3 separate regions of the Homo sapiens genome follow, and all the other regions are linked to region 2. A link is a contact called in ENCODE Hi-C or POLR2A ChIA-PET data. All regions are on one chromosome and are shown on one strand. Each heading gives the region's core, a stretch centred on a gene start or an enhancer-like site at or near the end of the contact. The rest is flanking DNA. Distances are from core to core; before and after follow the strand shown. Region 1 overlaps GRB10 (growth factor receptor bound protein 10). Region 2 holds the start of ZPBP (zona pellucida binding protein). Region 3 overlaps GRB10 (growth factor receptor bound protein 10).

Region 1 (3,413 bases), core at 556-3,055, 600 kb before region 2:
GTCTAAGTAAAACACTAATGAACCAAATTCAGTACCTTATTTTAAGTGAAATGTAAATGAAACAAATGTTATGACCAAGTTGGTTTTATTATAATAGTGCAGGGGTGGTTTACTATCATAAAACAGTGAACACACTGAATATGTCAGAATTAAAGGGAAAAAAATAATCATTTCACCTGGCAGAAGAGTATTTAATACAACTCTTCACTCATTATAATACATAACAAATAATAACAAAATTTGTACTCAACTAGTACTGAAAAGAAACCTCCTTAACTTGTTAAAATTCATTTGTTAAAAACCTACAACATTGCATCATACATAATGGAAAACTGTTAGAGTCATGTTCATGAACATCTAGAATTAGACAGCAGTGCCTGCTGTCACTGGAGGTCTTAGTGTAATAAAAGAAGCAAATGAAGAAACTAAAATGTAAACATTAGAAAGGAAGACTGAAATATGTGTCTTTTTGCAAATAATTATTCAAATAGAAAATTTACACAGATATGTTAGCACTTTTAAAATGAGCAAGAATTCTCTAAGCAGATATAATGTGAGATCAACATGTAAAATGGAATAGTACTCCTGTATGCCAAGAAAAAACAATTGGGAAATGTAATATAAAAAGAAATCCCACTTATAATATTAACAAAAATTATAAGCTATCTAGGAGTATATTCAGGAAGATTACCAGGCATTATAGGATGTTTCAGAGCATGAAAACAACCTGAGTAAGTGGAGAGCTATATTATGATCATGGATCAGGAGACAGAATATAGTGCAGATGTCACATTTTCTCAAGTTTATCTTTAAATTTAATACAGTTGCAGCCAAATTCTTAACAGTTTTGTCACATGTGACTTGAAAAATGTTTCCTAACTTTAATAAGAAAGAGTGAAACTCAAGAATTTGAAGACAAATTTGAAAAACAACAAGGCGTTTGGAGGATTGATTTGCACTATCAGATAGCAATCCCTCTTATGTGGTATCACAACTAAGAAAGGATGTTGTTAGTTCAAGGCCAGACAAATAGACCAAAGGACCAGAATAGATATCCCATAAGGAGACCCACACATTTATGGAAACATACAGCACAGTGAAATCACGGCAGAACAGAGATTACAGGAACCATGACTGTTCACATGGGGTGGCAAGGAATGGAACCCTGCTGCGTATTCTACACAATAATTGGTTTCAGGCCAATTAAATAATTAAAAGTGAAAGAACAAAATGCCTTTTATTTGTTTGAATGACAAGAATTAATGAATAGTGAGAATCTTTATTCTCTTAGGCTAAGAAAGACTTTTGTGAATAAGACTTAGCACAACCATAAAGGGAAAATGGTAAATTTGACTGTATTACCATTACATATTTCTATGTAGACGTTACAGATGATATTTAACATGCTGAAAGGCGCACTTCAGCCTGGGAGAATAATTTGTAACTTCTTGCATGTACATACAAAAATGCATGTAACATGCAGAGTATTAGTATCCTGTTTATGTAAAAAAAATCCTATAAATAAAATAAGATAAACAATTACATAGAAAAACTGGCAAAGAACATGAGCAGGCAGTTTACAAAAAAGGAAAGCATGATGTGTTTGTGTCTGATTCTGGATACTCATTTCACAAGAAAAATGGAAACCAACTGAGCTGGAAATCAAGGAAGCCTGTGCTCTGAGGGCTGTTAGATGGAACAGAAAGACACAGATCCTTCTTTTAAGTGGGTCCAAGTGCAGAGTGTTCATCCTCCCTCTTGGCGTGTTCACAGCCCTGTGAGTCTGTGCAGAATGGACCTGGGGCTTGCAGCTCCCTGGCACTGGGTACAAAGGCTCCTTCCCTCCCTGGGGTGGGGTGGGGGTGGTTCAGCCCACAGCACAGCCTACAGGAGTCAGTGCCTTCCCTTTCCCATCTCTGTGCCTGACACCAAGTTCAACTTTGGGGATTCTTTTTAACGAGATGCTTTGGGACCTATGACCAAATCTAACAAACATACAGTGCGGTTCTTTCCTGCTTCCTTAATTTTCGAGGCATAATCAGATGCTGCCATCATAGGCTGTAGCTTTACATGGTATGTTTGATCCAGAGTGGCCTGGATCCTTGCATGGAACCTGATGTTTAGAATAAAAGATTAGCTGTGACTTTCCTTGACCTGTTACTGCTATCTGGCAAAGAGGATTTATTGCTCCTGTTTTATTACCTTGTTCCTAACTAATGTAAGCAGCTTATTTTTGTGTGACAGTTGCTAAAAATGCATCCCACATTTCTTAGCAGCACACAGCAGAGAGGGATGTACTTTTCTTTGAAAGGGGGTGGTTTTGCAATAGCTGGAATTACTTTTGACGATTTTGAAAAAACCTTTCTTTATTAAAAATATATAAAACAAAATTAACCATTTTAGTCGTTTGTATAAGTGTACATTAAGTGGCATTGGTCATGTGAACAGTGTTGTGCAACCATCACCATTTATCTGTTTCCAAAACTCTTATCACCCCAAACAGAAACTCTGTACCCATTAAGCAATAATTCTCCCCAGTCCCTGGTAACCTCTAATCTACTTCCTGTCACTTGATTTGCCTGTTCTTAGTACCTCATGTAAGTGGGACCATACACTATTTGTCCTTTTGTAACTGGCTTCGCTCAGCATGTCTTCAGGGTTCACCCATGTTGTAGCATGTGCCAGAATTTCCTTCCTTTTGAAGGCCAAATAATATTCCATTGTGTGGATGGACCACATTTTATTTTTCCATCATCTGTTGAGGGAGGGACACTTGGGTTGCCTCCACCTTGTGGCTGTTGGGAATAGTGCTGCTGTGAACATTGACATACAAGGGTCTGAGTTCCTGCTTTCAAATCCTTGGGGTATGTATCTAGAAGTGGAATTGCTGGATTGTAGGGTAATGCTATATTTAGTTTTTTCCTTAACAATATTTTTGAGATGTGAAGTTTTATTTTTAGAAGTTTGGCCTCTCAGTTTTAGGCAAATTTTGTCTGATTGTTGTTACTGCTCATAACCCAAGCAGAGATTCCTGGCCATGCCTCTCACCAGGAACCCAATTGAGTAAAGATGCCCAAAGGGTTGAAAAAGAGATGTTGAAGTCTGTGTACAAAAGCAGATAGAGTTGACTCTGTAGAGAGCTCCCAAAGGCTCATGAGCTTAGTGGGCCGTGTGGTGCAGTGGTAACAGCCTGAGAGGCTGCCAGTGAGTGCTGGTTTCATTTGAAACTCTGCTGTCTTGTGTACTGAGCCTCAGTTTCCTTGTCTATAACATGGGACAACAGTGCCTTCTTTGTGAAGTTGTTGTGAGAACTGGAAAGAGGCGTCTGTAAAGCACAGGATATCATGTCTGCCATGGTGTGCCCTCTTTAAGAAGTAACTCTTGCTGGTGAGTGCGAAGAAGTGGGTCTAATT
Region 2 (3,163 bases), core at 110-2,609:
TAACTCACTTGTAATTAGGCATTCTACATTTAGTTGCTCAAACTTCATTCTTCAATGTATTTAAACCAACTGCTTAAGATTTATTTCTATCACAGCTCTGCTCCCATTAAGTAAATCCTTCCAGCAGCAGAAAAGTAGAGGCATGAGTCTCTTTCAATTTCTCTAAAACAAGTTCTAGCTATAAATGGCCTCTTAGGCTGTGTATGGGAAAATAATAACCCCCATAACTTTGTACTTAGAATGGATCCTTTACAAGAGACAGATTAACAAGAGAAAAACAGATGTTTATTAATATATTTCATTTATATATGAGGAACACCCAGAGAATGAGTAGTTCTCAAAGAAGCGTCTTTGAATTCCAGCTTGTATAGCATCTTCAACAAAGACTAGGAAATTTTTAGAGATGTGACAAAGGAAAAGGACTCTGAGTCTCTACAGGCAGTAACTTGGGCTAAGCAAACAAATAGCAGACAAAAGATGGTTTAAAAAAAGCTAATATTAATTCCTCTGATATCATTTCAAGGCTAATGAGGGTCTGACGCTGTCTTCAGTGGTTAACCTTTGTTCTCCCTGGTAAAGGAGTGGGGCAGGATACCTTTTCTCTTTCTAATCTATGTCTTGCTTCTGGGTAAAAAGAGGGCAGGTGGACAGCTCTCCTGCATCTGCTGGTTCTTGTCTTCAGGGCAGCAATCCTTCATATTTGAGAAGGTATATTCTGGTCTCCCACACAGGATAGATGGTTTTGTATGTTTTGCTGAATTTAGGTGACACTATAAGATGATCTTCCGGTCTATTTTAGAAAGTAAATTTCATCTATGGTTATTTCCTCTGTCCTTCCATCAAGCTTCTTTCTGAGGCTAAAGGCCTTACTTACCTTTAATTCCCACTAAGTGTGTATTGCATTTATCTCCCAATTAAGTTCCACACATCCATAAAATACTATCTGCTGACATTACTAGATCAAAGCAGTCCACTGAGGGCTTTACACGTCTTAACTCATGCATTCTCACTATCTGTTGTTCGAAACTGGGCCCCACATCTACCACCTGGCTCATAAAAAGGGCTTTTCGATCATAAACGCTATGCAAAGGTAAAAGCACGGGATTTGGGGCCCAACGATTCTCTCTCAGCTCTAGGATCTTGGACAAATCACTGATGTTCTTGAGGATGCCCTGCGTGGCTGTGTTGTCCTGAAGGCCCGGGGGCTGCACAGCACAGTTGGCGCGTGTAGGCCCCACCAGCTATGTGGAGACACAGGCTGACCCCTAGTCTACCACCCCGGCGGAAGTGGGAGCACGTCCATCAGGTCCGTTGTTCCGGTCCTCCGCCCGCCAACTTCCGGCTGCAGGTGGGCGCGCGTTGCCTAACGACCTTCCGCGCGGACGGTGGGCAGGCGACGGCGGCGTGTGGATGGAGGCCTTCGCCCTTGGCCCAGCGCGGCGGGGCAGGCGGCGGACCCGGGCCGCCGGCTCCCTGCTCTCTCGGGCCGCCATCCTCCTCTTTATCTCCGCCTTCCTGGTGCGGGTGCCCTCATCAGGTGAGGGTCCGCGCCGCCCTGCCGGCTCCGCAGGGACAACCGCAGCTTCCCCCACTCTTCGAATTGCCTTTTCTTGTGTCACGTGCATCCGTTTTATATAGAGACACCTTGCTCACTAATACGTGACAAGAAAGGCTTATTTTTTATGGAAGTCGTACAAAGTCACTCTGCATTTGCATAGAGGAGTGAATGACAGGAAATTAAGGTATAGATGGATCACTACGTCACCCACAGTTGAAGTTTTACAATTAAATTGCTTTGTTGATAAACTCCCCAATTCAGTCCATGGGTCATCTGCCAGGTTTGCATTTCAGTGTGTGAACTCTGTAATGATGAGATCAGTGTCTTTCAAATAGGCAACCTGCTGCTTTCAAATTATCCGTGATGGTGGAGCGCCATCTATTGGTTTTAGCTGTGAAATACAGGAAATAATGCGATTTTAAAGTTTTGACCTCTAAAGAATTGAAGTACTTTTCTATACTGTTTTAAAAATACATGTAAGATACTGATGAACAAACACTGACGAAGGATGTGAAAGTTTAATTGAACTGTTATTTAACTAGAAAGGTTTTGGCTGCATTCTAGACTCAAAATTCTAGACCCAAAATTGATAAAATCACAGAGATTTGCTTCAAATGAAAAAAGTTGTTCAAATAAGGAATAATGAAAAAAAGAAGTCCTCCAAGAATATAAATGTAAAAGGTTTGTGGAGGTAGGTAGGGGATAGGGGAGGAGAAAGGAAACAAATGGAGTGAATAGAGATTTAAAAATCAAAGTCCAGGCATCAGGAATCCAAAGATTATTCTTCTATAAGTATATGAATAGCCGATAGCCATCAATTGCCATGTAGGAGAAAGATGCTTCTTGGATATGGGTCGTGGTCGTGTATTAGGTGTGAAAGGGTTTTTATTTTAAATTTTTACCTGGTGATCTTTTGATGAAATAATAAGATTAGACCTATGAGATATAAGAAATAGAATAAGCAGTTAGTATCTTGTAAGTGATGAATAGTGAAGGCCTCTTATATAGCATTTTACAATTTATACAGTATTCTCATTTTCTACAGTAACTGTAAGGATGGAATTATTATTAGTCCCATTTTACATATAAGAAAACTGAAGCTCCTAGAGTTTAAAGTGATTTTCCTAAAACCAGTAAGTGGCAGAATTAGGATTTAAACTCAAGTCCTCTGGCTTTGATACCACATCCTTTTCTTTGCACTTTGCTATTCCTGTCTGCTAAAGGCTATTTGGGTATAATGCTTTATTGCATTTTTATACTGCCCCTCACACTATTATGCCCATCACATTTGCTCATTTAACAATGAAGACTATCAGAATATGTTTCACAATTATTATTTAATATTTACAATGTGCAAGGTATAGTGTTTGATACTGATTCTTGATAAGTTAACATAAACATTGATCCCACTATCAATGGAGCTTATAATCTAATAAGGAAAATGGTATGTGTGTATCAAGAACTATAGTATAAGCCGATGTCTACAAGGGTTTTTCTGATATTATCTTCTAGAATTTTTATAGTTTCAGGTCCTAGATTTAAGTCCTTAATTCATCTTGAGTTGATTTTTATGTAAGGTGAGAGATGAGGATCCAGTTTCATTCT
Region 3 (3,433 bases), core at 461-2,960, 520 kb before region 2:
TCTGGTGGTGTCTTCAGAAGCCCTTCTGACCATAGCATGTGTCTGTTCTGGCGAGAGGTGTCAGCACTAAGTTACCACCTATACACAGTGAACAGTGAAATAGCAGATTCTGTTTTAATTGCCTTGACTTTGAGAGGATCCATGCGCTTTGTGAAGATGTGCAGTGATCTCTTGAGACTCAAGAAGGACTGACCCAGGTGCACCAGGGCTCTGTCCGACGTGCCTTTCCCACCTGGGGGAAAAGAGCTTTGTCCCCTCCCAGTCTAGTAGCAGGACCTGCCAGCATCACCTCCCCAACTTCGCTCCATGACCTGGCCCTTGGCCTGTCTTCCCTTTGATGAAAAGCGTAGTTTCTTGTTTTGTTTTGTTTTGATAAAGCCTTTATTCTTAAGGCTGCCTGTGGGAAGAGTTAGCTGGAACAGGGGGACATCACCAGGATGTCCTGCACCTGGGTGCATCACTTGCGGACACATGACACCTTTTATGTGACCCTTGACTGGAGGGGTGCCTGGGTAAAAGTGGCCACTACATACTCACTGTCAGTCTCCAGAGTCCCAATCACTTGGTCATGGCACTTGCTCTTGCCCTCAGTCTGATATCAGACTGGATCCTTCAGTGCACTATCTTATAGGGAAATTCATGACTCGTGTTATCACCAGTGTTGGAAAGGTCCATTTGCTTGCATATGTTTAAATACGAATTATGTTCTATGCAACACGAATTGAGATGGGATTTTAAGACTTTGGAAAGGAGAACACTCTCATTTTGATCCAAAAAGGAGTCTTTTAATAATTCAGAAAATGTCAGCTATGCTGATAACATGTCTGCTTTAATTATTTTAGATTAGCATTATGTGATTTTAAAAATTTGTTCTTCAACAGAATTTTCTGAACTCCAGTAGTTGTCCTGAAATTCAAGGGTTTTTGCATGTGAAAGAGCTGGGAAAGAAATCATGGAAAAAGCTGTATGTGTGTTTGCGGAGATCTGGCCTTTATTGCTCCACCAAGGGAACTTCAAAGGTGAGCTTTAAAAGCTACCACCACCAGCCCTAATTCTGCCACAGTCACTCCCCCCAGGTCCTCAGAGTGAACCTGGGCTTCATTTTTAAATGCACCTTAGACTCCTCCAAGCTCAGGACAACTTCTTAATAAGCTAATTGTGCAGCAGCTGAACTTGGAGTCACAGGTTTCCTGGTCTCGCTCAGAAACTAGGTAATAAATAATACAGGCCTAAGAACCCCACCTGCCTAGCCCCACCCCCACTGCGGGTTGGGAGCAGACACCCCTGGCTGCCCCATCACTTCAGAGACTGGCCTAGTTCTCATAAGTTGGGATTTAAGCTAGCTGTAAAGATGTTTGATAGACTATTGCCACCCTAATGCCAGTGTAACTTTATGTATCATAGATATTTCATGAAATAAACTGCAGGCTTGCATGTATCCCCAGTGAGAAGAAGGTGGGAGATGGAAAACAGCTGCAGGCCCTCAAAAGAGAGCTTAGGCCGGAGGCTCCTTTGCTCCCATGTACACTCTTGTCTGCTCTCTTCTTGTGCTGTCCACATATACCCTGTGGCAGGAGCCTTGTCCACCCAATACCTGGCTGAGCACTTACCATCTGAGGGCTGTGGTCTCTTTTGCTCTGGCCAGCAGAGGTGAAAGGGAGCTGGCGGGACCCCAGCACAGGTGTTGAGCATCTGGGAACCGGCTCTGGGAAGGTGTTGGGGCCGGCTCTGGGAAGTCAGCAGCTGCCGACACCTGGGCCAGAGAGAAGGGGCGTCTGCAGAGAGGGGCTTTGAACTGACACAGGGCATGGTAGCTTCCTGACCTCCCAGCTCTGCTGTGTGGCCCGCTCACTGTCCTCGTGTGTGCTGAAGTTGGGAGGGTATTTCGTAGAGCAGGAAACAGAGCTGGGCTGGAGAGTTGAGGAGGAGAAGGGTGGGACAAGCAAGCTACCAGTGGGAAAACCCAAAGTACGGTTGGACTCTGGACTCACAACAAACCAAAGGCAGACAGGCCCTGTGCTCTTAACTCTGACCTTTGGGTTATAGATTTTCTCCTGCTTTTTATCTTGAATATCCGGTCATGGGGCTTTGATTTGCCAGAAGTATCAAATACGTTCCAACAGCCTTGTGTGTCTGAGAACTGGGGAAGTGGGTGTTTTGGGTGAGACTGGGTGAATTTGGTTTTAGTTTAGCACTTATTACACCTCGCGTAATAATCATATGTAATATGTATAGTGTCATCGGGGAAAGTGCTTGTAAGTGTGCAGAGACTGCCCTCTGTCTACCAGAGGTGAACACATTTGCTCTTTGCTGTGCTTGAGACTTTAACCTGGCCAGTGTTGTCACAGGAACCCAGACACCTGCAGCTGCTGGCCGACCTGGAGGACAGCAACATCTTCTCCCTGATCGCTGGCAGGAAGCAGTACAACGCCCCTACAGACCACGGGCTCTGCATAAAGGTACCCACGAGCTGTCCACAGACGGCGCGCATGCTCAGCAGCCCACAGGAGACTGACTTCTTCTCTTGCCCAGCACTTGATTGTTGCTTCTATTGTCTTCAACAGAAACATAGTTTCACACTGGATTTATCCATTCCTGTAAAAACATTTATTGTACACTTGCTGCTATCAGTCCTTGAGTAGCTCAGAAGCTCAAGGACAAGCAGACAGGGATGGATAATGTGGCTAGTGGGCTCAGTGTTTTAGGGAGGGTGGCTTTTGGCATCAAAGGGTGGGCTGTGGCTGTAGCCCAGTACTAGTAGCTGGAAGGGGAGGTGGGGCAAGGGAGGGGACCCCCAGCCTGTCACCTGGGTTGCCTGCATGGTACTGAGTGAGCTGATGGCTTCTGTGTGGGCCTCTGGCTGTGGGGATGGTCAGACAGGAATAGACACAATGCTGCCCACCCTCTGCATGCATGTGTGTGCTGGCATGCACACACACGTGTGCACACACATCTACATGCACATACCCACACGTGCATACATACATGTATAGACATACACCTTTGTGCATACACACAGGTATAGACATACACCTTTGTGCATACACATACATTATACACACATGTACATAGACACACATACACATGTGCACACACCTATAGGCAGAGCCCACTCCTTTTCCCCTGATGAGGTTGTGGTGGTATTAATAATCATAATGGTAGATGATATTTACTGAATGCTTACTGTGCATGATATGTTCCACTGACAGTTTTACATCCATTATCTTAATCTTCACAGCCCCTTGTGGGATAGGAAGTTGGCCACATTGCCCACATCCAGTAGCCAGTGAATAGTTGTGCTTGGAGTTTGCCCTGTAGGCTGACTTATGAGCCATAGCCCAAGCCACATCCCGAGAACACACAATACGGGGAGCCCCTCCTTAGGGGAAAATTTCTTTCCAAAATATCACCTCATACCTTGCTCAGGGAATAC

The links. A loop is a pair of places that touch in the nucleus more often than their neighbours do. ChIA-PET counts read pairs that join two places held with the same protein, here RNA polymerase II (POLR2A). Pooled maps may share reads with other maps.
Region 1: a loop to region 2 is called in a pooled map, with 5 times the contacts of the local background. The contact joins the enhancer-like site here to the promoter of ZPBP in region 2. A Hi-C loop is called at or near these places in 3 of 37 single-sample maps with no recorded cell type and 8 of 50 pooled maps.
Region 3: a loop to region 2 is called in a map of Caco-2, with 20 times the contacts of the local background. The contact joins the enhancer-like site here to the promoter of ZPBP in region 2. A Hi-C loop is called at or near these places in 2 of 168 maps with a recorded cell type or tissue (CD4-positive, alpha-beta T cell and Caco-2) and 6 of 50 pooled maps. POLR2A ChIA-PET finds 5 or more read pairs at or near these places in 2 of 52 experiments (CD4-positive, alpha-beta memory T cell and endothelial cell of umbilical vein).

Annotation. Positions count from the first base shown.
Region 1 is chr7:50,696,270-50,699,682 of GRCh38, reverse strand. The region is part of intron 5 of GRB10 (growth factor receptor bound protein 10); the gene reads left to right. Among named protein-coding and RNA genes, the nearest start is that of GRB10, 85 kb to the left of the region's middle. Within about 2 kb of position 1,805, at least 4 of the 41 ENCODE cell types and tissues checked have a DNase peak (open chromatin) inside an H3K27ac peak, as active enhancers do.
Region 2 is chr7:50,091,442-50,094,604 of GRCh38, reverse strand. It overlaps ZPBP (zona pellucida binding protein), which reads left to right and starts at 1,359. Exons shown (of 8, transcript NM_007009.3): 1 at 1,359-1,537. The coding sequence starts at 1,411. LOC124901630 (a long non-coding RNA gene) reads right to left here and starts at 1,326. Exons shown (of 2, transcript XR_007060321.1): 1 at 875-1,326; 2 at 264-790. RefSeq lists silencers at 1,266-1,425, 1,506-1,555.
Region 3 is chr7:50,613,796-50,617,228 of GRCh38, reverse strand. It overlaps GRB10 (growth factor receptor bound protein 10), which reads left to right. Exons shown (of 19, transcript NM_001350814.2): 11 at 882-1,019; 12 at 2,349-2,459. Among named protein-coding and RNA genes, the nearest start is that of DDC, 50 kb to the right of the region's middle. Within about 2 kb of position 1,710, at least 5 of the 41 ENCODE cell types and tissues checked have a DNase peak (open chromatin) inside an H3K27ac peak, as active enhancers do.